Linked DNA regions of Homo sapiens: region 2 is linked to region 1. Evidence: chromatin loops called from intact Hi-C (ENCODE). Cell type or tissue: natural killer cell. All regions are shown on one strand. Each heading gives the region's core, and the rest is flanking DNA. Links, peaks and the distances in the headings are about the cores only. Region 1 has its middle 190 kb from the start of GOLGA6L6. Region 2 holds the start of LOC124903445 (a long non-coding RNA gene).

Evidence for each region. Peaks named below come from ENCODE experiments on the same cell type or tissue, not always from the same donor. Only the 100,000 strongest peaks of a DNase experiment are listed, where the experiment ranks them.
Region 2: a loop joins it to region 1, with 4 times the contacts of the local background. A loop is called at or near these places in 6 of 110 quality-filtered maps.

Annotation. Positions count from the first base shown.
Region 1 is chr15:20,346,870-20,362,089 of GRCh38, reverse strand. It overlaps the pseudogene LOC124903613. Among named protein-coding and RNA genes, the nearest start is that of GOLGA6L6, 190 kb to the left of the region's middle. In natural killer cell, for the core only: CTCF peaks have their summits at 5,316 and 5,518 (motif pointing left); DNase peaks (open chromatin) are centred at 5,529, 8,021 and 8,679.
Region 2 is chr15:22,257,550-22,272,769 of GRCh38, reverse strand. LOC124903445 (a long non-coding RNA gene) reads left to right here and starts at 15,137. Exons shown (of 4, transcript XR_007064503.1): 1 at 15,137-15,220. It also overlaps the pseudogene REREP3. In natural killer cell, for the core only: a CTCF peak has its summit at 7,061; DNase peaks (open chromatin) are centred at 7,539, 8,229, 10,069, 12,479 and 2 weaker places; H3K4me3 peaks cover 329 bases; H3K27ac peaks cover 5,450 bases.

The DNA of each region.
Region 1 (15,220 bases), core at 4,722-12,721:
TCTCTGCTTTCAACTCTTTATCAGTTTTTGTTTCATGTTATTTTGCGAATACGCTCTCGTGGTCGGTACATATTTAGAATTTTTATGTCTAGTTGATTGATTCTTTTATCATCATTAGTATAAAAGACACAAGGATCAAAAACATCTAAATGAAACGTGGTTCGGACAAGAAGGCATAGACCCATTTCTTCTTGCTGTCTCTCACGAGACACAACCTTAAGCATTAGAAGTAGTGAAAAGACAAATATAGAGGAGAACCCTGAAGGTAGTAAAAATAAGAGAGCTTTCTTTGTACTATCCTTGAGTGTTTCACTACGTATTAAATTTCCACAATGCATCACTAGAGCCTATATTGTATCTGTGGACACTCTTTAAATGTGGACATTTAAGCAAAAGTTGAAAGAATAAATCTAGAAATAAAAATGAATGTGAAATTTGATGAGAAGGATTGGCTCCTGCTGCAAATAAATTTCTGTTCATTATACATTACAGTCAGTGGTATTCTATTATAGCAGCATGAAATGGTCTAATACATCTGATCAAGAATGGAGAATCTCAGTCCTATGAGGACAAAGAGGCTTCCATGACCTACTAAGTTGCCTGGTATTGTTCAGTCTCTCCTGCAGGCTCTTTGTCTTGTAGCCTAAGTATCTCTTGGTAGAAAAAAGAAGTCTCAGGACAGGTGGGTGAGGAGATGCACTCTCATGTCTTAAGTTCAGCTGGTGCTATGCTGGGGGCTACTGTTTGATCTGGAGAAACAATGGGCCTATCTGGGCTGCCTTCTGCTACTATGTCATGGGGGAAAGAAGTACTGGATATGGATGGCCTTCCTCTCAGGTGGGAGGACACAAGGCATCTTGATGTTGTGTTGTTGCTCAAATCCTGGGTCCCCACACCAGCTCTTCTATTTTTACCACCTGCAGAGTTCTCCTTTATTTGCTTTTTGTACCATTTGCAGTGCTTAAGGTTGTGCCTAGTGAGAGGGAGCAGGAAGAAATGGGTCTATGCCTTCTTATTTGAGCTACAGCTTACTTAGATGTTTTTGATCCTTGTTTCTCCAATATTAATGATTAATTTTTAAAACTTTACCCTAAATTAATCTGTATTACCTTTTTTCCATAAACTCCATAAAGACAGAATGTGTTTCATTTTTATATAATTAAACACCCTGCCTGCAGTTTACAAACAAATGATATGTCATTTAAGTTTCATAAATGGGAAAAAGGTTAATCACAGACAGTTTATTTCTTTAAAAAATAACACAAATTTCTTATTTCTGTATTTGTCATAAGTTCAACCTTTTTGCATTATCTTGATCAGTGTAAAATGCTTGGATGGTCAGTGTTGTTTGACTTGTGTCTGTATTTGGTTAGGATCCATTTAAACTCTCTAGGATAATGTCAAAATCAATTTCTTCCTTTATACTTTCTTATTTTCAAAGAAATGGTGCTAAATATTTCTATGAATATATGGAAATATCTATGCGAATATGTATCTGACTAAAAATGTTGCAGGCATCTTTTCTGTTTTTTTAACCCTTTGTAATATTTTTATTTTGTTTATTTAGTGATATAAGGGAAAATTGTGAGCATTTAACTACATAATCTTTATGTTTCCACCAAACTCAATTTTTTAGTTCTTAGTATATGGCCTATAATCTAACTTTAATTTATCCCTTTTATATTAGCTTATTTTCTTGTTAACAACAAGGATATCTCTTCTGGAGTATCTCAAGTCAAGGTAGAAAAAGTAGTCAACAGGAAAATGAACAGAACAGTTTTGGATATGTATGAGAATTTAAAGCAAATGTTTCTAAATGAGAAATTGTAACTCAGGAAATATTTGGCACATTCTATCAAAATTTTGTGAATTTTGATAATAAAACATTCACAATTCAATTAGGAGTAAAGGAAGAAAATATAAGCTATATCTATCAATAAAAGATTTTTTTCCATTTTTGTTTCATCTAGCAATATTCTTTTCCCTCCATAAGGAATCTGTTAAAAACTCTCTTCTTACTATCCTTCAGTCTTTTAAAATGTGTTAAATTCCCACAGTGCATTATTAGAGCCTATATCTGTGGACACTCTTTATGTGTTGGTATTTGAGCAAAAGTAGAAAGAATAAATCCAGAAATAAAAATGAATGGGAAATTTGACAGGAGAGATTGCTTTCTACTGCCAAATATATAACTATACTTCATCTAGTCTATCACTCAAGGAGGTTTCAGAATGAAGAATCATTTCCAAAATGCCATCCTACTTTCATCTTTTCCCAAGGAGGTTCAGAATAACCTGCAAGTGGATCACTGAACAAAGAAAGTACAAAACCACAAATAGTCCCTCTAAGGTCCTTTAAAACACAAACTTGGAACATTTTTATGACATTTCAAAATGACTTGTGATCCTGATACTACTATTTAAAGATATAGCTTGAATCAAATAAAATAAATTATAGGTCATCTGTCTAAGGATGGAACATTTTGTTTTGTTTTTTTCCCCATTTGACTTCTTAAAATTAATTATAGTTTCTTTAATATATATTGCAGAGATTATATATTTTTAAATCCAGGTTATAGAATAAAAATACTTTGCTTATCATCATTTGATATAAGTTCTATAAGTAAAAACTCAGTTCTACTTATATATTTCTACATAGAAGCACCACTTATAGTTTGTTGGCTTTTTAAAAAGAAGAAGGTAAAATTATACTAACGGATTTTGCTATGAGATGGATCAACCTAGATTTTATGAATAGAATAATTAACGTAAGTGCTTCAAATAGGTTTAGTGTTTTATGGTCTGAGACACGGCTTCCATCTAAAGAAACACCAATTTAGGAGAAACTAGAAAAAGAATTGGGAAAGAAGAAGAAAGTGTTTTTTGGAAATACACCAACCATAAAAGAGCGAAGCTCACTCTGCTCCTCTTAAAGTTTACTGCATTGTAATTGGGAATTTGTTATTTCCATGGTTCCTTTGAGTAACATAGACATAAGCAAAGAGAGTATTTATGTTCTGCACAAGTCCATCCATGTCTCTATTGGTGTGATTACCCTCCCCACCCATGCACCTTCCGTCCAAGCAGGAGTGCAGCCTGCTTGGGCTCAATGTCCCCTCTTCTGAGAAGCAGCCCGGCCCAATCCTGAGCGCCCCTGGTGCCGCAATCCTCACGCGTATGGGGCTGGCCGTTGATGTCGCCTGGGCTGGGGGTGCACCTGCAGCACAAACACGTGACTGAGCATCTTCTTGTCCCGGACCCTCTCGGCGTTGGACCCCAGGAAGCCCCTCCAGGGGGCTTCAGTCGCCCACCCACCTACAAAGCCCCTCATCTGCAGCGGCGGCTTCGTTCCCGGGACGCGCCCCAGGCTCTGCTCAGGCATGGCCCGCAGACCCTCAGGAGCCCCCGAAACATGATGACCTCCAGCCACGTGCCAGCTGCCAGGAGGGGGCTTCAAGACCCCAGATGAGCACCCGGCTGGCCGTGCCCCAGGGACAGAGGACCCAGTGTGACAGAATCCGGCCTGGGCCACAGCCACCCACGCAGCCCATCCCAGTTCAGCCCGAGGTGGACAAGAAAAGTCCCACCAGGGACTGGAGCAGATGGGGCGGGCTCCGGACCCCTGCCTGGCCCACCATCTGTCCTGCTAGTCGGTCCGTCTCCCCAGGCAACCCCTTCTCCCGGCCCACGATCTGCCCGGCCCTGCTAGGCCCTCCTCCTAGCTCCTCCAGGGCCCTCGGGAGGGGACAGAGCTGGAGCCAGGGCCCAGACCTCTGCTGCTTTGGGCCCGCCCCATCTGGCACCTCCAGGAGAAGGGGGCAGCAAGAGCTTGGCCAGGGCAGGGGCACTCCAGGGCAGCCGAAGGGCCTCGCCAGCTGTCTCATGATGAGATGAGCAGAGGGAGAGGGAGGAGAGGAAGGGAGAGGAAGGGAGAGGCTCTGGGAGGACAAGGGCCCCTCCCCTCCTCCTCCCCTCTTCCTCCCCTGCCCATGTGGCCTGGGCGGGAGGGACACGCGGATGGGAACATCCCAGCTGGTCCAGGCCTCTGCTCCCCCCAGCTCCTCCTCCTTGGCTGGCAGCTCTTCTGGGCTCCTGAGGTGCTGCGCAGCCCCTTCCCTGGCCCTGGGACACCCAGTGCCTGAGATGAAAGAGGAGTTGCTTCCATGGAGGGTCCCAGTGCAGGCCGGGGGGCGCTGGCCCTCAGGACACCAGGCCCCCAAGACATAGGGACACCAGAAGCCCCCGATCTGCCTCCAAGGTCCAGCAGCCCCAAAGCCCCTGCTCAGAAGCCAGCGATGGGAGGGCAGGGCCTGCCTGTGGGACCCACCATGGGCGCAGCAATCGCCAGGCCCTGGGCAGACAGCAGCGCAGCCTGAGTCCAGGTCTGGGGCAAGTCGGCAAGTGCACCCCCAGAGGTGGAATGACAGGAGCTCCTGTGGAGGACGCAGGCGGCCCCCGCCCCTCACTCCACTGTGAGGCCTGAGGATGCACACGGGCAGCTCTCGCCGGCTTATGAAATGCCCCAACCCCGCTGCCTCTCTGGGTCCTCCTCATCCTGTGGCCTGCAGGGTCAGGAGCGTGACTTTGGTGCCAGGAGAGAGGCTGGCTCCTCCCTGTGGTGGGTGTTGGGGGGAGGAGTGGGGTTCATTATAAATTACACTCCCCTCGAACCTGGCTCTTAGGCGAGGGCAGGGCTGGGGTTCACCCTGCTCTCTGCAGGGGAGGGTCAGCCCCCAGGTATGCCTGGGTGGGTCTCCACGGCAGGCCAAGAGGGCAGGCCCTGGGCACGTCCACCCCCTCTCTCTGGTCCCACAGCTCCCCTACTCGCCACCTGCCCTGAGCAGCCCCCAGGAGAGCACACGCAGGGAGGATGCTGAGGGGCTGGAGGGCAGGAGTCCCGGCTGAGGCTGTGACCCCAGCTGTGCTCCCCGTTCCCTCTTAGGACCAGCCAAGACCCAAGGACAGGCGGCCAATCAGGGCCTGGCGTTTACCCCTCCTCCCCCACCCCCATCACGGGCCTCCCGTGGGACCCCCAGGAAGAGCAGCTTCCATTGACCGAGGTCAGGGGACACCCTCCCGCTGACACTCACTCTCCACGGATCCTGGAGCCCATGAGTCGCCTCCCCACCTCCACTGCACTGGACCCCCCGCAGGCCCTGGTGGGGGTGGCCACGGATAACCACACAAACATGCATTTTCCTTGTAGGAGCAGGCAGGTGACAACCAGTGTCCTACTTTCTTGCATTAAAACACCCAAATCAACAGGGCGAAGGCCCGGAGGAGGGGTCCTGAGGGAGCCAGCCGGGCGCTCAGCCTGCTTCGCTGGGATGCTTGTCGAGGTCGGGACCGCACTACCAAACTCACCTCTGTGCACCCTGCGGGGCCCAGGAAACTCGGTCCTCCCTGGGCTCCCCCAGGCCTGGGGTGGACGTTGGAATAAAGTGGGGACAACACGATGAGACCCCAGCCCTGGAGGTGCCCTCGGCAGAAGCCCGAGATCAAACCTGGGAGATTTGTGGCTGGACAGCACCACCTGGTGGACACATTGGAGATTACCAAAGCCGAACAGTCGATTCGTTCTTGGTTCTGGGATTTTCTTAATTGGGTCTTAGCTGGGGCTTCCTTTCCCTTTCCCCAGTAGCAGGGGCTTTGTGACTATCAGAAACACCTGCCAGGCCTGTGCAACATGGGGAGACCTCATCTCTGCAAAACACACACACACACACACACACACACACACACACACACACACACACACACACATATTAGTGAGGTGCGGTCGTCCCAGATATTCAGGACGCTGAGATGGGAGGATCGCTTGAACCCAGGAGGTCGAGGCTGCAGTGAGTCGTGATCATGCCACCGCACTCCAGTTAGGGTGACAGAGAGAGACCCTGTCTCTAAAGAAAGAGAAGAAAAGGCCGGGCACAGTAGCTCACGCCTGTAATCCTGACACTTTGGGAGGCTGAGGCAGGCGGATTACCTGAGGTCGGGAGTTCCAGACCAGCCTGACCAACATGGAGAAACCCCGTCTCTACTAAAAAATACAAAAGTTAGCCAGGTGTGGTGGCGGGCGCCTGTAATCCCAGGTACTTAGGAGGCTGAGGCAGGAGAACCGCTTGAACCGGGGAGGCAGAAGTTGCAGTGAGCCGAGATCACGCCATTGCACTCCAGCCTGGGCAACAAGAGTGAAACTCTGTCTCAAAAAAAAAAGAAAGAAAGAAAGAAAAGAGAAGAAGCCCTTGTCTTCTAATAAGATGGTGTTGGTTTTCAGAGAGCCCAATCCAGGCACTTCAAACAAGGCAGGGAAATCAATGGCCCTGAAGAAAGAGTTTCTCTTCAACAAGCCCCTCCGTCCCTGACACTGGCACCAAGGCATTCACCCAGCAGCCCCTCTGTCCCTGACACTGGCACCCTGGCATTCACCCACCAGCCCCTCCATCCCTGACACTGGCATTCTGGCATTCACCCACCAGCCCCTCCCCTCCCTGACACTGGCACCCCGGCATTCACCCACTGTCCGGGGCAACCAACCTTTCCTCCCACCACTGATGGGACAGCACCCTGGCCTACCACTTTTGAGGTGAAAAAAATTAGAAATCCCTGGCTAAAGAGGGGACAAATCGAGCCTAAAATCAAGCCTTGGTATCTTGCTTTTTAAATCTGCCTATACCTTTTGTGTATTGGTTGTGTAATTTTTTGTGTATTCATTGTGTGTAATTGCTGAATACACAATGAATACACAAAAGCTATAAATAGATTTAAAGAGAGAAACCAAACCAAAACCCATCGGTAGTCCACTGGAAAAACAAGGCTCCAACTCTCTATTCGGAACATTGTCAATTAAAAGAAAAGAATTAAGAATTTCCCTTTTAAACTATATTTCAGGGTAACTCAATAACTCTAGTGGACAACAGCAAGTTTTTTTGGGTTTTGTTTGGTTGGTTTCTTTTTTTTTGAGACGGAGTCTTGCTCTGTTGCCCAGGCTGGAGTGCAATGGCACAACCTCGGCTCACTGCAGCCTCTGCCTCGTGGGTTCAAGTGATTCTCCTGCCTCAGACTCCTGAGTAGCTGAGATTACAGGCGCCCACAACCAGGCCCTGCTAATTTTTTGTATTTTTAGTAGAGATGGGGTTTCACCATGTTGGCCAGGCTGGTCTCAAACTCCTGACCTCAGGTGATCCACCCACCTCGGCCTCTCAAAGTGGTGGGATTACAGGTGTAAGCCACCACACCCAGCCTGTTTGTTTTATTTAAGAGACAGGGTCTCGCTGCATCACCCAGGCTGAAGTGCAGTGGTGTAATCACAGCCCGCTGCAGCCTTAACTTCTTGGGCTCAAAGGATCCTTCTGCCTTAGCCCCTGAGTAGCTAAGACTACAGGCACGCACCACCATACCTGGCTAATGTTTTATGTTTTTGTAGAGATGGGGTCTTGTTGCCCAGGCTGGATTCAAGCTCCTGGCCTCTCTCACCTTGGCCCACAAAAGCTCTGGGATTACAAGTGTGAGCCACTGTGCCCAGCCATTTTTGTTGTTGTTGTTTTTGATAGAAGAATTTCAGCTACTCATTGTGAAGAGATGAGATCATGAGAGAAACCACAATTTTGCCACCTCTCATGACATAATTATTTCTCGCAAGGGTCATGGATGAGATCAGTAATGACAAAACAAGGGCATCACAGGGTGGGTTCAGGCTATGACCACCTGGACCTACTGGCCACACTTAGCATCACAGGGTGGGTTCGGGCTGTGGCCACTTGGACCCACGGGGCACACTTAGCATTACAGGGTAGGTCAGGGCTATGGCCACCTGGACCCACTGGGCACACTTTGCATCACAGGGTGGGTTCGGGCTCTGGCCACCTGGACCCACGGGGCACACTTAGCATCACAGGTGCTTCCATGTGGCTCTCACAGCTCTGCCCACGAAGGCTTCTGGCAAAGAAAGATGAGCCTGAATCTAAGGGCATTTCTGCAGCACAGCTTCCATTTGCAGGAGACATGGGGCGAGGCGACACCACAGAGAGGCAAACAGCTGCGTGATAGGCGACACATTTGCAGGACAGCTGATCTGGTTTCTGCAACAAATCACAAGTGGTGGGAGGAGCAGTGGGGGTCAGGGGCGGCGCCTGATCTAGAGTAAGAGAGGTTCAAGAGGCGCCACCACAAAACTGAAACTGTGGGCCTTGTTAGGAACCTATGTGTTCCATCTGATGGATGTAAGCAAACAATCAGGGGAATGTGATTCCGGATGGGGCCTGAGCAGGTGCCAAGGAATGACTGTTAATTTGAACATTGCCCTAAGGGAGCCGCAAGTGTGTTCCAGAGTTTCCCATACTTGGCGCCTTGCAACCTGAAGTTCATAGGAACAAAATTTCAGAACATTTGCTACAGGATGGAAGATGCTTCAGCCAAAGGGGAAAAGGAAAGAGAAAGACAACAGCAATGCATGAAACAAGTGTGGCAATTATCGATAAAGCATGTGTGGTGATCACTGATCACATGTGTGAGTTTATTTGAAAAGTTACATTAAAAAATTTTGAGGCTAGGCACGGTGACTCACGCCTGTAATCCCAGCACTTTGGGAGGCCGAGGCGAGCAGATCACCTGAGGTCAGGAGTTCAAGATCTGCCTGGCCAACGTCGTAAAACCACATCTCTACTAAAAATAAAAATAAGTGCAAAATAAGCCGGATGTGGTGGCAGGCGCCATAATCCCAGCTACTCAGGAGGCTGAAGCAGGAGAATTGCTTGAACCTGGAAGGCGGAGGTTTCAGTGAGTCAAGACGGCACCATTGTACTCCAGCCTGGGCAAAAAGAGTGAAACTGTGACTCAAAAAAAAAAATTTTTTTTTTGAAAAGAGACTAGGCATGCTGGCTCATGCCTGTAATCCCAGAACTTTGGGATATCAAGGCAGGAGGATTGCCTGAGGCCAGGAGTTCGAGACCAGCCTGGGCAACATGGTGAGACCCTCGTCTCTTAAAAAAAAAAAAAAAATTGCCTCCCAAGACACATGCCTGTAGTCCCAGCTACTTGGGAGGCCTAGGAGAGAGGATTGCTTGAGGCTGGAACGTTGAGGCTGCAGTGGGCTATGATCAACCCACTGCACTCCAGCCCGGGTGACAGAGCAAGACTCTGTCTCAAAAAATAAATAAACAAAAATAAAGAAAGACATAGCCTTTCTCTTACAGACATGGTCAGGCATCATGGAAATCTTATTGCAGAAGTTGCTCGCCCTTCACCCCTAAGCCTCACCTCTCTGTTTCAGGGGATCCGAGTTTGGGGAAGGAAAGTCTATGGGGCCATCATTTCTCCCTTGTGGCTCCTGCGCCCGCAGCCATGGGCCCCTCACACTGGGGCTGGGTGCCTGAGCAGAGTCCCTGTCCAGCCCCCACCAAGCTCCAGCATCCTGGACACCTCATGCCATCCCTCCTGGACTTTGTGCTGGGGATGAGGTCAATTTGAGAGCCTCCCTGAGGTCTGGTCACTCCTGCACACCCTCCACAGTGGGCAGAATGGTGCCCCCCAAAAGGCCCACATCCTAATCCCGGGACTGTGAATGGGCTACTTTTCATGGCAAAAGGGACATTGCCAGTGTGACCGAGGGTCCTGCGATGGGAGGCTCCCCGGCATCATGCAGGTGAACCCAGTGGCATGACAAGGGCCCCTGTGAGCGAGAGGCGGGGGTGAGAGCAGACCTGGTGCAAAAGCAGTGGGTGTGGTGATGCCCCAGCCTGGGACTGAGGCCCAGAACGTGGTGGCCTTCAGAAGCCGGGAAAGGCCAGGAGATGCATCTGCCCCCAGCCTCCAGAAGGAGCCAGCCCTGCTGACACCGTGGCTTTAGCCCAGTGCGGCCCCGTGGGACTTCTGACCCCCAGAACTCTAAAATAATAAATTGGCATTGTTTTGATCCTTCTGTGGCTGATATGTGTGATGAGGGGGTTTTCACACTCTTGCGTGGGACGTGCAACCTCTTTAGAACAGTGGCACATTACCTGTCCTACATGGGGGAAAAAAGAGGAAAAAATAAATACATTTGCATTGTTTTAGACCACTAAGTTTGTGGTCACGTGTAACAGCAGGAACAGCAAACAGATGTGCCCTCCGAGGCTCCCCTACATGCCTGCGAAGCTTGGGGACGCTGGGGAGGGTCACCTTGGCCATCTGGGGGCAGGTGGTACATCAAGACCCTCCCTCCCTCATCACCACCCTTCCTCCCCCATCACCATCCTCAATGGCACGGGGGCAACCCATGGTGAAGCAGCCGGACAGGCAGACTGTGCTAATTCCCTGCAAGGCAGAGCTGTTCCTCCAGCTTTGGAATGCAGCCAGCCCCTGCATGGCAGCCTCAAGGGGACAGGACCGCCCCCCCCATGCTCTCTCTTTCCCCTGGCCCCGACCCTGCCCCTCTGCTCCCTGCCCCCCAGCCCCACTGCCTTGGGCCTCCCTTGAGCTCCCAGGACAGGTCAGCAAATTGCTATGTGTGCATGTTTTCTAGGGAGAGTCCACAACCATGGTCAGAGTCCCTCGAGTCCAAAAAGAGACAGAGCCACAGCCTCAAGCGGCTCCTTGGGCCCCGGGTTCTGAGCTGGAATTGGATTCCCTGAGCCAGCTCTTAGTCCATGGTGACAGGCATCTGCTGATGTAGCCTCCTCCTATCTTCCCCAGAAACCAGATTAGACGCGGCCAGCAAAAAGAATATTCTCAGCTGGCAAAACGCTTTCACCGGCCACCAAAGGCCCCCTGTCCCTCCAGCCCACGGAGGGCACGGCGCCTCCTCATCCAAATGGGCTCTGGGCCCTGTGCCCCACATTCCTGGAGTGAGCCTAGACCTTGCGCTGCGTCCATCGTCTGGGAGCATTGTGGGGTGTGGGTTTCCCCCCACATCCAGACCCTTGAGTCCTCAGGAGCAAGGACTGGCCTCTCTGGTTTCCCTTCACACAGCAGGTGCTGAATCAATGCCCGGGAACCGAGGCGTCCTGTGAGGCGACAGAGGCTGAGCTGGAGAAGGCTCACCTGAGACCTGCACAGATTCAGGCGTTATCGCTGCCAAGGCCCAGCAAAGGAAGCGAGGCTGCCGTGGACACAACTCATGGCTCAAACTGGGGCGGCCTGAATGTTCCTTTGTGGGTCCCCAGGGCTGGTGGAGGGGGGTCTATTCTCTTCCCCCTGATCTTTCAGCAGGTCCTGGCTCACCAGGGCTCAGCCCCACCCTCCAACGCACCAGGTGTCACTGGGCACCTGCTCAGTGGAGCCTGTTGCTGTTCAGAGACTGAAAGTGGTGATGGTGAGGCCAACACCGATGGCCATGGGACCAACATCAAGGTGAGGAAACCATCAAGGACTGCACCAGAGGGATACCCCTCCTTGACACACACACACACACACACACACACACACACACACACACACACACACACACACGAGATCCTGTCCCCTGATGGGGTAAGTAAGGGGGAGCAGGCCCTGCAGTGACCTGTTGGCCATCTCTTATCCACCCGACATGGCCAAAGGTAGCCACGTTATCTCCCATTGCATGTCCTCTCCTCTGTATCAGGACACAGTAGACATCCAGGTGCCTATAAAATAGACGTTTTTGGAGATAAGAGGCCCTTTGCAGCCTCTCTGGAAAGACTCTGTGAGAACAGTCCTGGTGAATGGAGAAGCCCTTAGCCACATGGTGTCAGGGGCCCCACCGCACCTCTGGCCTTTGGACAAAGTCAGCACCAGCCACTCCCACCCCACCCACCACTTTCATGCGTTCTGCAGCTGCCACTCCCTGCCCGCCAGGGTGACCAGATGCTGGCCGGAGCCAGGGCAGGGGCGGGCACTCTTCAGCATTTCCACAGGAAACCCCAGACCCTGTTCCCGCAGCCTGGCCCTCAGACAACTGCTCCCACTCTCCCCCTGCCCATGGGAGCTCAGCCTCTGGGGCAAGAGGGGACCCTGTTTACACCAATGCACCTAGGAAAAACCTTGGGGAAAATTCCAGGCCTGAGTCCTGAGTGTCCCCAGAGTCCACAGCTGGTGGCAGAGGGCCAAGAAGATAGTGACAATGAGGATTTATACCCCAGCAATGAGGGGACAGTGACAAGGCAGCTTCTCTGCAGGTCCACACAGGAAAAGAAACCCACAGCACGGCTCCGTGCAGCAGGGGCTCTGAGTGACACTCGCAAGGCCGTGGCATCAGGCAGGGGACCCCCCCACCGCGGAGGGCATGGCTCAGCAGAAGCCAGGAGAGGGTGGGTCCTGGGATCCCAACCCAAAGCAGGCAGTCAGGAACTGAGTGACCACGGGTACCCTGGGGGTACAGGTAGGAGGGAGGAGAGTGTCTCCGAGGCCCCCTTGCCAACCCTCAATGCCAAGTCCAGCAAAGGTGGTTTTCTGGCACCAACTAGCAGGCACTGATCCCCCTCATATCCCCAACTCATGACCCAGCCACCTTTCCCAGGGGCTGAGTGGCTCTGAACAGGGGTGGAGCCGTGGGGCAGTCTGGGGCTGACACCCAGGAGGCGTTGGGGGAGGCGCCCACTCAGGCCCTCGCTGCCCCGGGGAAAGGCCACTGCAGGCAAAGCACGCTGACACCAGAGCCTTCGGCAGAGGAGGGGGAAATTGTTTATGTCTTGCGCTCCTTCTTACCGTGGGCCTCCTGGGGGCTCCTGGCCCTGGGTGAGCAGGACGGACCCGGACCCGAGATGCCTCAGAGGGAAGCTTCTTGGGCAGGAGGACAGCACAGGCCATGGAGTCCCAGGGGGAGGGGGAGGGCTGTCCCACTGGGCCCCAGTGGGTCCTCTGCAGCAGGACAGTCTAGCCTGCCCCTGGCCATGCTGAGCCACATGGCTCTCCTCTCCGAGACCCTGTGGTGACAGGCAAGGGCACAGGGGTGGTGGGGCAGAGGCACTGTTGAAAAACCTGCCCAAGGGCCTGCCCTTGGCATCTCCTGGACCCACCCTCATCTTCCCTGAGGCTGTCCGAGTGCTTTCCCGGGTAGTCTGTCCTCAGTGGGAATGCCGCAAGCCTCCTCCTTGTGCCTGGCACAGCCCTACATGCTGGGGGAGGGGACACTAATGATCATCCCCAGCTCACAGGCACAGGAGGGAGGCCTGGGGCAGGGGTAGCCCAGGGTCGTGGCTGAGCCACTGAGAAAAGCTCAGATCCCCAACCCCCTCAGCTCTTCCTCCCCCAGGTTCCTAACCACGGCCCGACCTCCCTGGTCCAGTGAACGTCCCACTCCGCATTGTGTGCTACCCACTGGGTTCCTCCAAGGTTCTCAGAGTCCAAGCCTGGTGATCACCAACAAAAATCTCTGCAAACAGCAGATTCCTACACAGATGGCCCTGCCTTATTAGGATGGCTCCACCGACGGGCCCCGACTCCACGATGGTAAGAATGTGGCCAGAACTCAGTAGCAACGGCACTTAAGTCCCACACAACCATGTTCACTTTCAGTACAGTATTCGACAAATTGCACAAGAAAATCAACACCTGATTAGAAAACTAGCTTCATGAGCTGGGGACAGTGGTTCACGCCTGTAATCCCAGCATTTTAGGAGACCAAAGCAGGAGGATGGCTTGAGCCCAGGAGTTCAAGACCAGCCTTGGCAACATGGCGAGACCCCATTTCTACAAAACATAACAAACCTTTTTTTAAATTAGCCAGGCGTGGTGGCACATACCTGTTGTCCCAGCTTCTTGGGTTGCTGAGGTAGGAGGATCATTTAAGCCCAGGGGTTTGAAGCTGCAGTGAGCTATAATCACACCACTGCACTCTAGCCTGGGCAGCAGAGTGAGAGTCTGCCTGAAAAAAAAAAAAAAAAAAAAAAAAAAGCTTTGTGTGAGCTGATTTTGCCTACCTAGAGGCTAATGGGAGTGTCTTGAGCACATCTGAGGTCAGCTGGGCTGAGCTGGCAGGCGGTTAGGCATACTAAATGCCTTTTTTTTTTTTTTTTTTTTTTTGTGATACAGTCTCACTATGTTGCCCAGGCTGGAGTGCAGTGGTGCCATCTCGGCTCACTGCAACCTCCGCCTCCTGGGTTCAAGTGATTCTTCTGCCTCAGCCTCACGAGTAGCTGGGACTACAGGCGCCTGCCATCATGCCCAGCTAATTTTTGTATTTTTAGTAGAGACAGGGTTTCACCATATTGGTCAGGCTGGTCTCGAACTCCTGGCCTCAGGTGATCCACCCTCCTCAGCCTCCCAAAATGCTGGGATTACAGGCATGAGCCACCACGCCTGGCCTGTTGCCACATTTTTGCTTTTGTGAATAAGCTGCTATGAACACCTGTGTGCAAGTATCTCTTTGAGACCCTGCTTCCAGTTCTCTTGGGCGTATACCCAGGAGTGGTATACATGAACAAATAAACAAGGGACACGCCAGGCATGCCTGTAATCCCAACATTTTGAGAGGCTGAGGCAGGAGGATCCCTTGAACCTAGGAGTACAAGACCAGCCTGAGCAACATAGGGAGACCCTGTCTCTACGAATACATTTTAAAAATTAGCTGGGCGTGGTGGTACACACCTGTGGTCTCAGCTACTCAGGAGGCTGAGATGGGAGGATGGCTTGAGCCCAGGAGGTCGAGGCTACACAGTGAGCCACGATCTCACCACTGTACTCCAGCCTGGGTGACAGAGTGAGATCCTGTCTCAAAAAATAAATGTAAAAAAAACACAGGACAGGCCGGGCACGGTGGCTCATGCCTGTAATCCCAGCAATTTGGGAGGCCGAGGCGGGTGGATCATGAGATCAGGAGATTGTGACCATCGGCTAACACGGTGAAGCCCCATCTCTACTAAAAATACAAAAAATTAGCCGAGTGTGGTGGCAGGCATCTATAGTGCCAGCTGCTCAGGAGGCTGAGGCAGGAGAATGGTGTGAACCCGGGAGGTGGAGCTGGCAGTGAGCCAAGATCATGCCACTGCACTCTAGCCTGGGCGACTGAGTGAGACTCCATCTCAAGAAACAAAAACAAACAACCAGGACACAGGATGGTCACAGAGGGGCATAGACTCACACCCGGAATTTCTAGGTGTGAGCACAGAGGCTCCTAGAGAGGAGGAAGGTGGGTCGTCAAGCATATGGGTATTTTATGGGTTGAAGCGTGGTCCCCCCAAAAGATATGACCCTGTCCTAATTCCCAGAATGTGTGAATACGGCCTTTTTTGGATGGAGGGCCTTTGCAGATGGAATTAAGTGAAGGATGAGGAGATGAGGTCATTCTG
Region 2 (15,220 bases), core at 5,157-13,156, 1.9 Mb before region 1:
CCCCACCGCATCCCCCTGAGCCTGCTGCCCCTCACCGCATCACACCTGGGTAACACCGACATGCCCCCACCGCATCCCCCTGAGCCTGCTGCCCCTCACCGCATCACACCTGGGGAACAATGACACGCCTCCATCGCATCCCCCTGAGCCTGCTGCCCCTCACCCCATCACACCTAGGTAACACCGACACGCCCCCACCGCATCCCCCTGAGACTGCTGCCCCTCACCACATCACACCTGGGTAACACCGACATGCCTCCACCGCATCCCCGAGCCTGCTGCCCCTCATCGCATCACACCTGGGGAACAATGACACGCCTCCACCGCATTGCTCCCAAGTCTGCTGCCGATCACTGCAGGTGCCTAAAACACTGACACGCCCCCAGGCATCACTCCTCTCTGTAGCCTGCTGCTCCTCACCTCATATCTTTATTAGCAATTGTAAAAGGAAAAATAACATTGATAAATTAACTTCCTCAATACAATATTAATGGTATGCTGGTTTAAAAGCCTTCCACCTATTTAAAAAACAACCCACACATATAAGTGCTTTGAGAAATGACACACTGCACGACGTGTGGCACAATGCAATGTGGAAAGTTCAGAATCTACACTGTCATCCCTAGACCAGCCACTAAAATCACGCAGCCAACAGGAATTCCATGATTCTGCTTAAATGAAGTTTTAGAATAGGCGAAACTGATCAGTGGTGGAAAAGAAACAGAATCGAGGAAAAGAATAGAAAAAAGGCCCGGGAGTCGGGGTGCAGTGAAGGCAGGAACCGACTGGAAAATAGCCTGAGTTCTCACATATGAAAGATACTCTACCAGGAACCTGGAGTCAGGAGAATCTCCCAGAGGTGGCGTGCAAGTTCTGTGAGTATCTATTTGTGTCCGGGTGGAGTTTACACACCACACAGTCCTTCCCATACAACCTAAATACTCCGTGCTTTCAAAGTATCTCATTAATTTTACTAATTTTTTTTTTTTTTTTGAGACGGAGTCTTGCTGTTGCCCAGGTTGGAGTGCAGTGGCGCCATCTTGGCTCACTGCAACCTCTGCCTCCCGGGTTCAAACGATTCTCCTGCCTCAGCCTCCTGAGTAGCTGGGATTACAGGCGCCCGCCACCACGCGCGGCTAATTTTTGTATTTTTAGTAGAGATGGGGTTTCACCATATTGGTCAGGCTGGACTCAAATTCCTGACTTTGTGATCTGCCTGCCTCGGCCTCCCAAAGTGCTGGGATTACAGGTGTGAGCCATAGCGCCTGGCCAATTTTACTAATTTTACTAATAACTAGGTTGTTAGTATTATTCTCAGGCTTCTAAATTTTATTAAAATGCCCAAAACAGAGTAGGGGTGAGGGTTGTTCCTCTTCCCCATACACTAAATCTCTTCCTATTTCAAACAGTTTAATCTTTTTTCAAGTCTAGACTATAATCCTTCTAGCACTAGTTCCTATATATACATGTTTTAATCAGAGTCAGTAAGAAACCTAAGGATAGGCTGGGCGTGGTGCCTCACACCTGGAATCCCAGCACTGTGGGAGGCCGAGGCGAGCAGATCACCTGAGGTCAGGAGTTCAAGACCACCCTGACCAACATGGTGAAACCCTGTCTCTACTAAAAATACAAAAATTAGCCGGGTGTGGTGGCAGGTGCCTGTAATCCCAGCTACTCAGGAGGCTGAGGCAGGAGAGTCGCTTGAACCCGGGAGACAGAGGTTGCAGTGAGCTGAGATTGCACCATTGCACTCTAGCCTGGGTGACAATGCGAGACTCCGTCTCAAAAAAAAAAAAAAAAACCTAAGGATATAATTTCTTTCTGGTAATTCTATTGATGCTTTTATGCAAATGTCCCAAATAATTAAACAAATGATTCCATAATGCTCCCTTCTTAAGAGTTAATCTAATGTCACTGTTGAAAGTATAAAAGAAATACAAATGAAACCTTAATTAGAATGAGTAACACTTTTTCAATTTATTGACACTATGTAGCAAACTAAAACAGACATTACGTAGCAAACTAAAACATCGAGGCTTACCATGATTTAAAGTTTTAAAAGCATTAAATAAATATAATCCAGACAAACTTACATGCAGAACTAAAAATGTTACTCCATGGAAATCAACTCATCCACACACATGCCTCCACAGGAGACGAGGCCACCAAAGCATCATGATGCCACGCAGCTTCTTCCTAGCTCTCAGCTAACGCATTCACAACCTTGTATGCATGCAACCCAGGTAACCTAAAGCCCAACTCTCATGTCAGAGAGTTTTTCCCAATGAAAGCTTTTGTAGGCCAGTTTTTTCTTCTTCTTTTTCTTTTTTTTAAAAATAGAGATGGGGTTTTGCCCTGTTGCCAGGCTGGTCTTGAACTCCTGGCCTCAAGTGATCCACCTGCCTTGGCCTCCCAAAGTGCTGGGGTTACAGGTGTGAGCCAGTGCACACCTTGCCTTGCATGCCAGCTTTTGAAAAATATAAAGTTAAAAATAAGAAAGTAGGGCCAGGCACGGTGGCTCACGCCTGTAATCCCAGCGCTTTGGGAGGCTGAGGCAGGCGGATCACAAGGTCAGGAGATCGAGACCATCCTGGCTAATACAGTGAAACCTTGTCTCTACTAAAAATACAAAAAATTAGCCTGCCGTGGTGGCAGGCACATGTAGTCCCAGCTACTCGGGAGGCTGAGGCAGGAGAATGGCGTGAACCTGGGAGGCGGAGCTTGCAGTGAGCCGAGATCGCGCCACTGCACTCCAGCCTGGGCGACAGAGCGAGACAGTGTCTCAAAAAAATAAATAAATAAAAATAAGAAAGTAGAATACAAATGTTAAAATTCAAGTTAAACTTCACCAGAATCTACAGCTACATAATATATGAGAGGTAGTCATTGGATAAAAGCAAAAATTAAAAAGATAAAAAGTATGAGTTGGTAACAGGAGTTACTACTGTGGCCATTGAAAAGAAAAACCAAAAGGGAAAAAAGCACTTGTATTATGGCGGCTTTTCATCCACCCAACACCTCCTGCCCCTAGGTTTAACAGATGCTCTACAGGTGAGCCCCTAGTAGGTGGTAGGAACTGCTAGGCTCTAGTGATTTAAAAAGTCAGTCTCTGCCAAAGTCAAAGTCTTGGGCAGAAATAGAACACAGCACATAAGGTCTAGGATAAGGATGCAACAACAAAATGACTGGTATCTACGAACCAATAATGGGGATGGGGGTATCACAGGTAACCAGTGTCCAGTCTGAGAAAACAGCCTCTCCAAGGACACAGGAGAGAGAAAACACAGTGAGTAGGAGGAACTGCGCCCACAGACAGAGGTGTGTACGGACAGGCAGGGGGCAGATCACAAAGGCCATGGCACATCATGCTAAGACCCGTAAGCCAGAAATGAGGCTCCTGCATGCATTTGACCAGGACCATTCCAGTGACACAAGGGAACTGATGTTAGAGACTAAGAGGGGGCCAGTGAGACCAGAGGGGGTTATGGAAGCAGACCCAGGCCAGGGAGACCAAAAAGGGTTACAGTGGGCAGACCCAGGCCAGGAGACTAGAATGTTAATGAGGCTAGACCTAGGTCATGATCAGAGTTGGGCACATTAGTGTTATTTCTAAAAAGAGTTAAGGTACCAATGCTTCTAAACTATTTAATCAGAAAATAAAATGGAGCAGCTACGAAGTTGTTTCTTGTAGACTTTACACAATGACATCAACTGACTTGCATTCTAACACGGATTTCTGATCAGAAGCAAAGTGGAGTTAGGCTAGGCTGGGGCCATGCTGGTTTCCTGAAGACTATTCTAATCTATGTCCTGCTTCCCTGGCATACTGCCTCAAATCTAAGCCTACGTCCAGAGAAGTGTGCCATGTATGTGACCACCATGGCAAGTGTGGTAGGGAGAGAAACGGGGGAGAAAGGGGAAGTGGGAGGGGAAAGGAAGGAGAGGAAGAAAGGAAAGTACAGGGGGAAAGAAAGGGAAACCCTGAGGGAACACTGAACCGGGGCTGTAACGGTGTCACTGGAGACAAATCTAAAGATATTTAGGACTTGGTCATAAACCAGCTGGAGGGGATAAAAAAGGGCATCTCTATGACAGGCCTCGGCCTCTGGCTGGAGGGGATTAGAAGGGAAGGACAGAGCAGGTCAGGGTTAGTGTCTTGGTCTGTTTTGTGTTCCTGTAACAGAATACCACAGAGCAGGTAATTTATAAAGAAAAGAAATGTATTTCTTACAGTTCTGGAGGCTGCAAAGTCCAACAGTAAGAGCCTGCATCTGCTGAGGGCCTTCCTGCTGGGACATCCCATGGTGGAAGGCAGAAGGGGAAAGGGCGAGAGAGCCAGAGAGCAAGCCAGCAAGAGGAGCCCCACACCGGCCTTCACAAAAACCACTCTCAGGTGACAAGGATATTACCTCATTGTAATGGCAGTGGCAGAGCCCTCGTGACCTACCCACATCCCAACACTGCTGCACTGGGGATTAAGTTTCTAAGATGCAAACTTTGGGGGAAACATGGGAACCATGGCACGTTGGAAGACAGAAACCCGCCTTTGCCACACTGAGCTACTGGGAACCTTCAGGGGCAGCTGGAGGTCTGGTTGAGCCTTTAGGTTTTTTGGACTCATCAGTGAGACTGGCAAAACCACAGCTAAAAAGGTCACGAATTATAAAGCAAAAAGAAAGAAGAAAAAGGAGAGAAGTCTGAGGAATAATATCATCAAAAGTGCAGGAAAGCAGAGGAGAAACTGAAAACAAATGTCCAGAGAAGAGGAAAACCAGCAGTGCCAGAACTGGCGGAGGCAGCGAGATCCCAGCCGGCCCGGCACACCCAGGCTGCAGAAGCCACCATCCGGAGCAGGCGCCTCGCAGCCATATTTATTCCAAACAAACCCCCCCCAAAAAAACCCTTCCTGGGGATTCCTCTGTGTAGGAAACCCACAAGAACAAATGAGAGGTAAGAAACAAAACCAAGAGTATCCAACGAACCTGGCCAACATGAGGTCATCTGGATGGAGACATCCATGAAGCAGAACGCAGGGTCCAGAAGTGAACCCAAATAGATGTGGGAGTAAACGAGAGACAGCTCAGATCTGGGAGGGAGAGCAGAGGCTATTTAACAGATGGCACTGGGACAAATGGGCTGTCATCTGGAAAATATAAAACTAACTTTGTACCTTATACCAAATCAATTCCAGATGGATCCGTCTGATATAAAAAGAGAATGACACAAGTTCCATACCAGGCGACACTGCAGGGGGCTGTCTTTAGAATGTACGGGGCATCATGTGTATTATGTATGCACAATACATGCATATGTACAATACGTATGATGAGAAACGCATTATACATTATGAATTATGACACGAAACCCAGAAGCCACACCAAAAAGGACTGATAAATATAGCATTAAAAAAAAAAAGAAAAGAAAATAATTGCATGGCAAAGTCAAAAGACAAGATTAAAAACCCAGAAAACAAATACATGCAATTCCTACTAAAGATGATTCCTTGAAACTTATGGAGTTTCTAAAAACTAAGAACCCAGCCAGGCGCAGTGGCTCACGCCTGGAATCCCAGCACTTTGGGAGGCCGAGGTGGGTGGATCCCTTGAAGTCAGGAGCTTGAGACCAGCCTGGTCAACATGGCAAAACCCCATCTCTACTAAAAATACAAAAAAAAAAAAAAAAAAATTAGCCAGGCTTGGTGGCACGTGCCTGTAATCCCAGCTACTTGGGTGGCTGAGGCAGGAGAATTGCTTGAACCCGGGAGGCAAAGGTTGCAGTGAACCGAGATCACACCAGTGCACTCCAGCCTGGGTGACAGAGTGAGACTCCGTCTCAAATAAAGTAAAAATTAAAAAAAGAAAAGACCAACAACTCAACAGAGATGAGCAAAGGAGACAAACAGCTCACCAAATATCAATGAAATAGTTTACTTGAAACAATATTCAACCTCATTCCTAAGATAAAACTACACCACACCAGGGTAAGTCTCCACCTAACTGAATGGCTGCAACCAGCAAGTGGCTAACTCACTGGGCTCGTTAAAGGTTAGGGAAACAGGCCTTGTACATGGCTGTGGGAATTCTAAAAGCAGATCTCGGCAACAGGTAAAATAATTACAAAAGCACAGACCGTTTGACCCAACTCCACTTCCAGATTTCTACTTCACAGGTAGACTTACCTGAATGTGAAAGGTCCCATCTGTTGTCTGTAACATGTAGGTGATATGTATATAATATGTAAATGACACTGCACTGGTTTGTAATAATACGATGGAACAAAATGTTATCAACAGGGCCTGATTAAATAACACATTTGTGCCACTGAACAAGCTCTTTATGGACTGACAGAGAAGCCTCATCTGGAAAGACTGCCAAGAGAAGACCAGGAGGCACCTGTGTGTGCAGTGGGACATCAGGTACCTACTTGTAAATACATATGGTTTATCTGGAAGGTTCTAAGAGGAAGTGTGCTGTCTGCAAAGAGGGGAACTGGATGGCTGGGAAGAGGGTAAGAAACATGTTTTTTACATGTGAAATAAAAGTTATCAATACCCAGGGAAAGGAGAACCTTGCCTGACCCTTAAAACGTCCTGGGTGCCCTTCCCTGCCATCTGTGGGAGAAGGGACTTTCCATGCAGCAGCCTCTGGCACTTTTCCATTTCCTACCTCTGGTTACATTACCGATTTAAAATCTTTCTTCACTGAAGAGACCTGCTGAATACTTTTCTGTAAAAATTGTTTTTGTCAAAGAGGTTCAAGGCAAAAGGCAGGTCACAGGAGGCTGAGGAATAACTGAAAGTGAGGAACTAGAGACAGCAGGAGTGACTTCACGAAGCGTGGCCATGTTACAGCATGAAGAACAGCGTGTATGTAAGATCTTACGTGTATCTAAGCATGTGTATGGTTTCTTGAAAGAACGTATGAACATATATGTGCACAAACACGTCTGGAAAGACACACAGCAACCTATTCGCAGGGACCAGCACCACCCAGCGGGATGGAAGGCCTTTTCTGCTAGCTGCTCAGGGAGGCCTCGGTGGTGAAGCGACCAAGAGAAGAGGGGCTGGTAGAGATGAGTGGTGTTAAAGCCGGGGTTTTGTTGGCTGGTAGAGGTGAGTGGTGTTAAAGGCGGGGTTTTGTTGAAAATACAAATCAGAGAACCATTATGGTTTATGGGTCAGGTGAGGCTAGAGGTCAAAGACTGGACTGAAGGAGGGAGACAGAAATCACAAAGTTCAAACGCTGACCTACCAGTGACCCTGAGGAAACAGAGGGCTGTGATCAAACCAGCGGTGAGGGACCAGCCTTACACAGAAAGGAAACACAAGAGAAACTAAGGAGGTGTCCAGGCCCAGATAAGACATTTCAAGGGCGAGTGATTTTTCTGTGAGCCTGCAAAGCACCCACCCCACTGGCAAGCTGGGTAGTGAATGGCGGGTGGGGTCCACAGTGCCCCTCTCAGGGTGAGCGGCCAGGTCCAGGGCTTTGTGGCCCACATGTGAAATCCTGTCCTGCTTAATCATGCTCTGATCAGACATGACACACGGCTGCTAGAAGAGCAATTCTGTCTTGCTTCTGTCTTCTCACTTTAAGTAGCTTCAGGTCTTTTAACCCAGAACAAAACAGAAACTGCTAAGAATTAACGTATTTTGTTCATTCTGGATGATCTCTTTTTACCTTTGACAGGAAATGTTTCTACAATGTGTCAGGTCTCTCTACAATAAAAACATCTACAGAGACTGGAGAAAAAAATTACCTTGCTAAAACTAATTTCTAAACTGAGTATGTTAAGACTGAAGTCCAAAACCAAAAGCCCTTCAATAATGTACCCTAATTAAGTAACTTGCAGCTACACTTCTTACTTAAACTAACAAGATAACTACTGTTCCAACTGGCAGTTTTTCAAAAAAAAAAAAAAAAAAAAAAAAAAGAAGGATCTTTTTCTAAAATCTAATCCCTCTAAGGTGGGGGGCGGGGGAGAACACTAAAGTAGAAATTTTTCCTAGCATAACAAAAATTTCTTCGTCATCAATTCAACAAAAAAAGATGCCCCAGTGCAAGTACCTCTTACTATTCTATTCTACTAGTTGGACTCTGAAGTTTTAAGACTCATGTAGATTTGTTGGAAAAGCATGTTAAACCAAAAGGTAGATGAAGTTTACAGGACTAAAGAGAAAATGGGTAAACTAAAGCCTAAGTAAACGGTAAGCTTCACCTGCAGTGACAAGACTAACGCAGATGCTTATCTGCAATTATCTTCGCACTTGAACAAATGATACCATCATATTACTCATCATACCCAAATATGACACAGAATTTCCAGTTTCTACAACTGTGCTCCAGAACACAGTAGAAAACAGCAAAACTCAAATGTGTGTTCAACTAAATGAGGCAAGTGTGAACTAGCTCATATCAAAGTAAATGGCCTTCATTTAATGTGAGGGCAAAGGACAGTAATTAAAGTACCACATAATCCAAGCCATTACACAGTAGATGGCAGTGCTACTGCAGCTCCATCATGGCATCAACAAAAATACTACCACCAAGAAAGCAATCAGAACTGCATCCCAGCACGGTCACGCACTGCATAAGGATGCTTCCACCACTGACAGACCACACGGACCAGGGATCCTCTAAGATTCTAATAATGCATTTTTACTGTACCTATTCTGTGTTCAGATACACAAATACCACTGGGTTACAACTGCCTACAGTATTCAGTACAGTAACACACTGCACAGGTTTATAGCCGAGGAGCAACAGGCTCTACAATGTGGCCCAGGGGTGTAGCGGGTTCTGCCACCCATGTTTGTGCAAGTACACACTGTGGTGCTGACACAACAAGATCAGCTGAGGACGCTTTTCTCAGAACGTATCTGTGTCCTTAAGCAGCACATGACTCAATTCCCGTATCATGTACTGTACTGTACTATGAAACAGCACAGTGTTTTAGACCTGTAACAGCTGGCCAAAAAATAAAAATAAAAATAAAGATCCACTATGAGTTAGAATATTATTTCCTGTATCTCCTGTAATGCAATAAAAAAAAAAGCAACGTATACAAAGACAGCCAGAAGACTTAGTTCACAGACAAGTTCATAGACCAGGCGGTTCCCAGCTGCCCAGGAGAACGAGTGTTAAAGATGGAGACAAAACAGTGCTTTTAGGTCACAGCTATTCCTTTAACCATCAGTGACAACAGCTGCTCCAGAGAGAGTCTGTTCTTATGGAATGCTAGATGACTCTTGGCTGCAATCGGCCCAGAGTTTAGGGCTAAGGGAGAAACCACTTTGCCTGATAACCAGACGATGAACTATCCCATGTTTCACCTCTGAACTGCAATGATTTTCAACAGCTTACAAAAAGCAACAAAGCAAAAGCTGTTGCTGATCTTTAGACAGACATTTTCAGCAGGTTTATTCACAGCATTTGTGTCTATCTGAAGTTTCTACAGTGCTTACCCTCAGGTACTCACAATGCAAGCCACAGAGAGTTCCAGAACTGTTCCACAGAACATATCCCTAAAGGAAGACCACCACCCCCACCACACCCCTGCACCAAAAACTTTAAAAACATCATTTTTTTAGTACCCCCTTAAAAAAATCAGCCCCATGAAGCAGTTCATTATCCATACCCTGAGGATGCTGAAACACAAACAGCAGGGCCCTCACAGCTGAAGCTCAGGCCCCTGCCCACCAGGCCCTGCTCCCCCATACCTGTCGCTGACCAAATGCACCAGCCCAGAGGCTCTGTACTGACAGCACAGAGTTCCCTGCCACCTCCACCTGCAGCTCCCCAGGCTGGCTGAGGCCACACCTACACAGCTCTGCACACCGCACCTAGCAATCTACCAGGTGGAACAGGAGCCCTCAGGACAGCCCTGCACCGACACGTACGCCAGCGGTCCACAGAGGATGCTCTAAGTGTTAGGCACAGTGCACGGGGATGAAGATAAAGAGCCTATTAACCATGAAGACAAAAGTCTACAAGCAAGCATGTGAAGCAACCCCAAGGTCCACCCGCTGAAGAACGCGTGAGCACAGCTTGGCCTCTTCACACGGGAACGCCACTCGGTTGCGAAAGAGGAGGAAGTGCTGACACACCCACAGCATGGAGGGGCCCTGACATCACCAGAGTGAAGGAAGCCAGTCACAAAGGGCCACACGGTGTGTGGTCCCCTTACATGCTACGTCCAAAAAAGACACCCATAGAGACAAAAAGGGGTGGTCAAGCGTTGGGGGGAGGGGGAATGGGGAGCGACTGCTAATAGGCACTGGGTTTCTTTTTCGGGTGATGGAAACATTCAGTGGCAGTGGTCGTGCTTGCACAGCTATGTGACTATACTAAAAACCACTGACTTCACTTTAAAAGGGTGAAGTATATATAGTATATGAATTCTCTTTCAATAAAGCTGTTATTTTTAAAATAAGAATAAGCATGTGCACATACCATAGCATATTTATTATCACTGACAAAAAGAAAAAACTGCAAAGGATTTAACTATTTCCAAAACTATGGTCTTTTATTTACGTAAAATAGGCATTGGAAAGTCTAAGCCAACTATCCCCCACAGTTGGCACCCTGGAACAGGCGACTGCAGGAGCAGCAAGCAGCAGCATTACCCGCCACTAGGCAGAGTACAACTAATTCAGCCTATCATCAGTGTGGCTACTGGAAGTATTTTTCTTTCTGAAAGTAAAACACAGGTATGTCTACTTTATACTCCCCCTACTTTTACACCTCTAGAAGTCCTCAGAATAATAAGAATTTTTAAATAAAAACACAGGGTTTGGATAAGGAATTGCAAATAATGACTATTTCGGAAAATACAGTTAAAATAAATTTAAAAAAAATTTTTTGAGACAGGGTCTCATTCTGTTACCCAGGCTGGAGTACAGTGGCATGATCATACCTCACCTACAGCTTCTACCTCCTGGGATCAGGTAATCATCCCACCTCAGCCTCCCCAGTAGCAGGGACTACAAATGTGTGCCACCACTCCTGGCTAATTTTTGTATTTTTTGTAGAGACAGGGTTTTGCTGTGTTGCCCAGGCTGGTGTTGAACTCCTGGGCTCAAGCGATCTGCCCATCTTGGCCTCCCAAACTTCTGGGACTACAGGCGTAAGCCACCTTGCCAGGCCAAGAAATAAAAATTCAAATTGGATAAAGAATTTAAAAAGCAATTAACATTTGTATCTCTAAAAGAAAAACACAAAATCTCTAAGCTCAAAGAGTTCAAAACAAAATACAACAGGCTTACAAAAGAATGCAGACAGCTTTAATGGGGCTGCTTTTTCAGGAATATTTAGAAACTAAGAAAGCAAAATACTTAAATGCTAGATTTCATCTGAGTTGCCTGCTCCAAGCAATAAAGGGTTCATCAACGTCAGCCTTAGCTTTGAAGCAGCACAGAAACGAAAGTTAAATGAATGGGGCTGAAATTAGCTTAGCAGTGACACTAGGGATGTAGGGAAAACTAGAATCCACGGTTGTTTTGAAATACGGAAATGACAGCCCAAGGTTACTCCTTATAATAATCCTCTCATTAAGGGTCACAGAATCTTCCAGTTTTCCAAAGATGAAACAAAAAAATTGTCAGCTCCAAGTAACTATTCAAAAACCAATTTAGAACACATAAAAGCTCATAGCCAAGATGTAAATAATTCAATCTATAAAACATGTCTTGCTTTAAGTTAGCATACCTCTATAAAAATAAATGTTAAAAGCCGGAGAGGCCATAAGGGAGAAAGCAGCATTTACTGCACCTCTGCTGGAAGCTCACGTATGTTACCTATGTAATCCTCAACACAAGCCTGTGAGGTAGGTTACATCCCCTCCACTGCAATAGGGACAACACTGAGAGGTAGAAGGATCCTGGCCAAGGTTGCACGGCTGGTAAATTCAGTGCCCATGGCCTTGGGGCTGGGGGGGAGGGGGGGCGGTGCAGGGGTGAGCTGAGACGAATAGATTAGCTCCTTCATCTCGTCAAAGGGATTTCTGCTTGACAGAAAGGCTCTCCTATAAAAGACATTTTTGTTCCAGGTTTAGCTCACTGCCCAACCAAAATAATAATCACCACTGTCTGCATAAAGTGATGCACCCGTGCTCACACATTAAGAATCCCCTTAAAGAGATGACTTTACTGTAGCAACAGCCATAGAAATTATTAGTGGGTGGAATCTACACAAAGGAGTAACAAACAGCACATGAAACTGACCATAAATGACTGAGATTCCATGAATAGGCGACAATTTGCTGGCATGTCAAGGCTTACATGGATTACTAGAAACAACTACATTTCCTAGGACCCTCTGCGCAGCACACAGCCTGAAATGTAGGGTGGGAGCTGAACTTAAAAAGAAAACTATAGTCTTGGAGATAAATGTCACACACAAAAAAACCAATGTATGTACCACAACCACTTCTTAGAGGAAGACATTAAAAAAGAAAAGCCACAACCTAGGATTGAAAGACAGCTTTAAAAACACACACAAAAAACCTAGCAAACCAGACGGTGTTCTCAGCCACTCATAAAAGCAAAGTCTTATCAAAGTTTTAACTTCAAAGAGCTTAAAGACACTGCAAAGAGGCACTCAGCAAGACTGGTCCCGACTGCAACCTATTCCCTTCCAAAAAAATAATCAGTTTGTAATCTAAATACACATCACACCAGGTCAAAGTAATCTCTTCCGGTAGCAAAATTTTGGCACTGGATTGCAGGGGCCTGTTCAAAATAGCTGGAGCCCCAAACACTTTGCGTTTTCAGTTCTGAAACACTTAGACAAAAGTTCACATCGCTAAGTGGATGGCCAGGATGCCCTTCCGGTTCAATTTGGAGACGGGAGATCTTTAACCTAACCTAACATTCTTTAAGGCACCAGTGCCCTCCTACTCAAACGTCAGCCTGGGTTTTGTTTCTAAGGGTCGCCAATAAATAGGTTTCATGGGCATTTAAGGCTCTAGGAGTCTTTTTCTGTCTGTTACAGGTAGCCCGGCTCTTAAAAACGATCACACACAACGCTCACAGGCATGTGCACATTCATAAATACACACGTGTGCACACATACATACCCACATGCGACACACGCGTACATCATACAGCATGCACGTGTCCATAAATGAGCTCACACGGACAGCCACGTCCCGCGCGCAGGCCCCCAGCAACACAGGCCCCAAGCAGGGCCTCCACCTGTATGGAGTGAGCAGCTCAGAAGGCGAAGGCCGGTGCCTTGCAATGTTCACCTCACCCGCGGCTTCTGGCATGGCCACGGCTCCTTCCTTTTCTAGTAATAAATACCAGATTTGGGGAAACCAAGGCGCCGCAATGTGTGTTATCTGTCACCCAAGGGTCCCATTAAGGGGACAAAGGCCTTATCGCGTTTGCAGCCGGCTAAGTGAAAGGAGGGCACTTGGGACTGTGAGCTCTGACCGCGGACGTCTCCCGCACCGCTCCCGCGGATCCTCGGACCCAGGGCCCCTGCAGCCGCTCCTGCCCAAGGGGCGCGAGGCGGAGATCTGGAGGCTTTGGGGCACGCAGAGGAGACTGAGGGTGTGGGCTCAGGGCCGCGGTGCGGTCTTGGGGCTTGAAGTGCAGACTTAGGGTGAGGAGTGCGGGCTTAGGATGGGGGCTTGGGACACGGGGTGGGGACTTCGGATGTACGGTGGAGGCTTGGAGAGGTGGGGCACACATTTGGGATGCGACACAGAGGCTTAGGATGGGGCTTGGGACACGGGCTGGGGGCTCGTGGTGCAGGCTGGAGGCGTGGGTGGGGGGGTCGCGGCGCAGGCTTGGAGGCCTGGGTGGGGGCTCGCGGTGCAGGCTGGAGGCTTCGCATACAGAGTTGGGGATGCAGGGTTGGGGTACAGAGCAGAACTCGGGGCGGGCACGCACCTTGTGGCAGGCCAGGCAGGTGGCCCCCGCCGCCGTTCAGGCTGCTCTGGATCTGCGTGAGCTCCTGGCACAGCACCTGCTTCTGGTGGAAGCTGAAGGCGCGGTGGTTGGAGGACATGGTGAACGGCAGCAGGAACTCATCGCCCGTGCGGCCCTCGTTGAGCTGCAGCCCGTAGTTGTGGATGATGGAGTCACGTGCGTGAGCTTGCGGTAGAGCACGCCCGCCGCCTCGCTCTGCTCCGAGCCCAGCAGCGCCAGCGACACCAGCAGCTTGCTGCGCACCACCTCGTCCGTCAGGTTGGTGAGGCTGCCCAGGTCGGCCGGGTTGTTGGCCTTGATCTCCGAGTCGCGCAGCGAGTGGTAGTCCTTGCGGGCCAGGTCCTCCAGGCACGAGCCGAAGAAGCGGACCTCGAGCGGCATGCACAGGTCCAGCAGGCCGCATAGGAACTCCACGCGCTGAGGCGACGGCAGCTCCGAGAACCAGCGGTACACGCCGTCCCTCTGCAGCGGGCAGCGCTTCTCCACCACGCTGCCGCCCGCGCCGCGCCGCGCCCCGGGGCCCGCGCGGGGGAGGCCGGGGGGCGCCGGGGGCCGCGGCCGGGGCGCGCCGGGACCGGGGGCGCGCGGGCCGGGGTCGGGTCCGGGCGAAGGCGCGCGGGCGCCGCGGGCCGGGCGGGCGCCGGGGCGGGGACCGGAGCCGGGCAAGGCTCCCGTCAGGGGCCGGCGGGCGGGCGCGCGCGGGGCGCCGTAGGGGGACCCGCGGCGGCCGGGGGCGACGAGCTGCCTTGGGCCCGCCGCTCACGGGGAGGCGCCTTCCCGAGCCCATGCCCGTGCCCAGCAGCGGCCGGTGAGCGGCAGCGGCGGCGGCTGCTCCTCGTCGTTGTCGTCGTCGTCGCCCGGAAGGCGGCCGCCCCCATCTCCCCCCGCGCCGCAGGGTCTGTCACTGCGGGCCCCAGGCCGGCCGTTACCCAGGGCCGCGGGCGCGGCGTCGCAGCCTAGGGAGCGATGGGGGCCGCGGCCGCGGAACGGGCGCTGGAGGGGGAGGGACGCAAGGCGGCAGTCGCGGAGGGATCCTGCCGGGACTTGCCGGCCTTGCTGCTCCCGCGCGGCGGACGGGCGGCGGACGGGCGGCGGCGGCGACGGCGACGACGGCAGAGCAGGCACCGGCCGAGGAGCAGAGGGATCGTCGCGCTCGCGGCTGACGGGCGGCCGGGACCAGCAGAAGTGGGCGGGGTGGCCGCCTCTCCGGGCAGCCCGGGCCGGCCGGGCCCACCCTCCCCCCTCCCTAGCTGATTGGCTCAGGCGGCCCGTTCTCCGCCCGTGATTGTG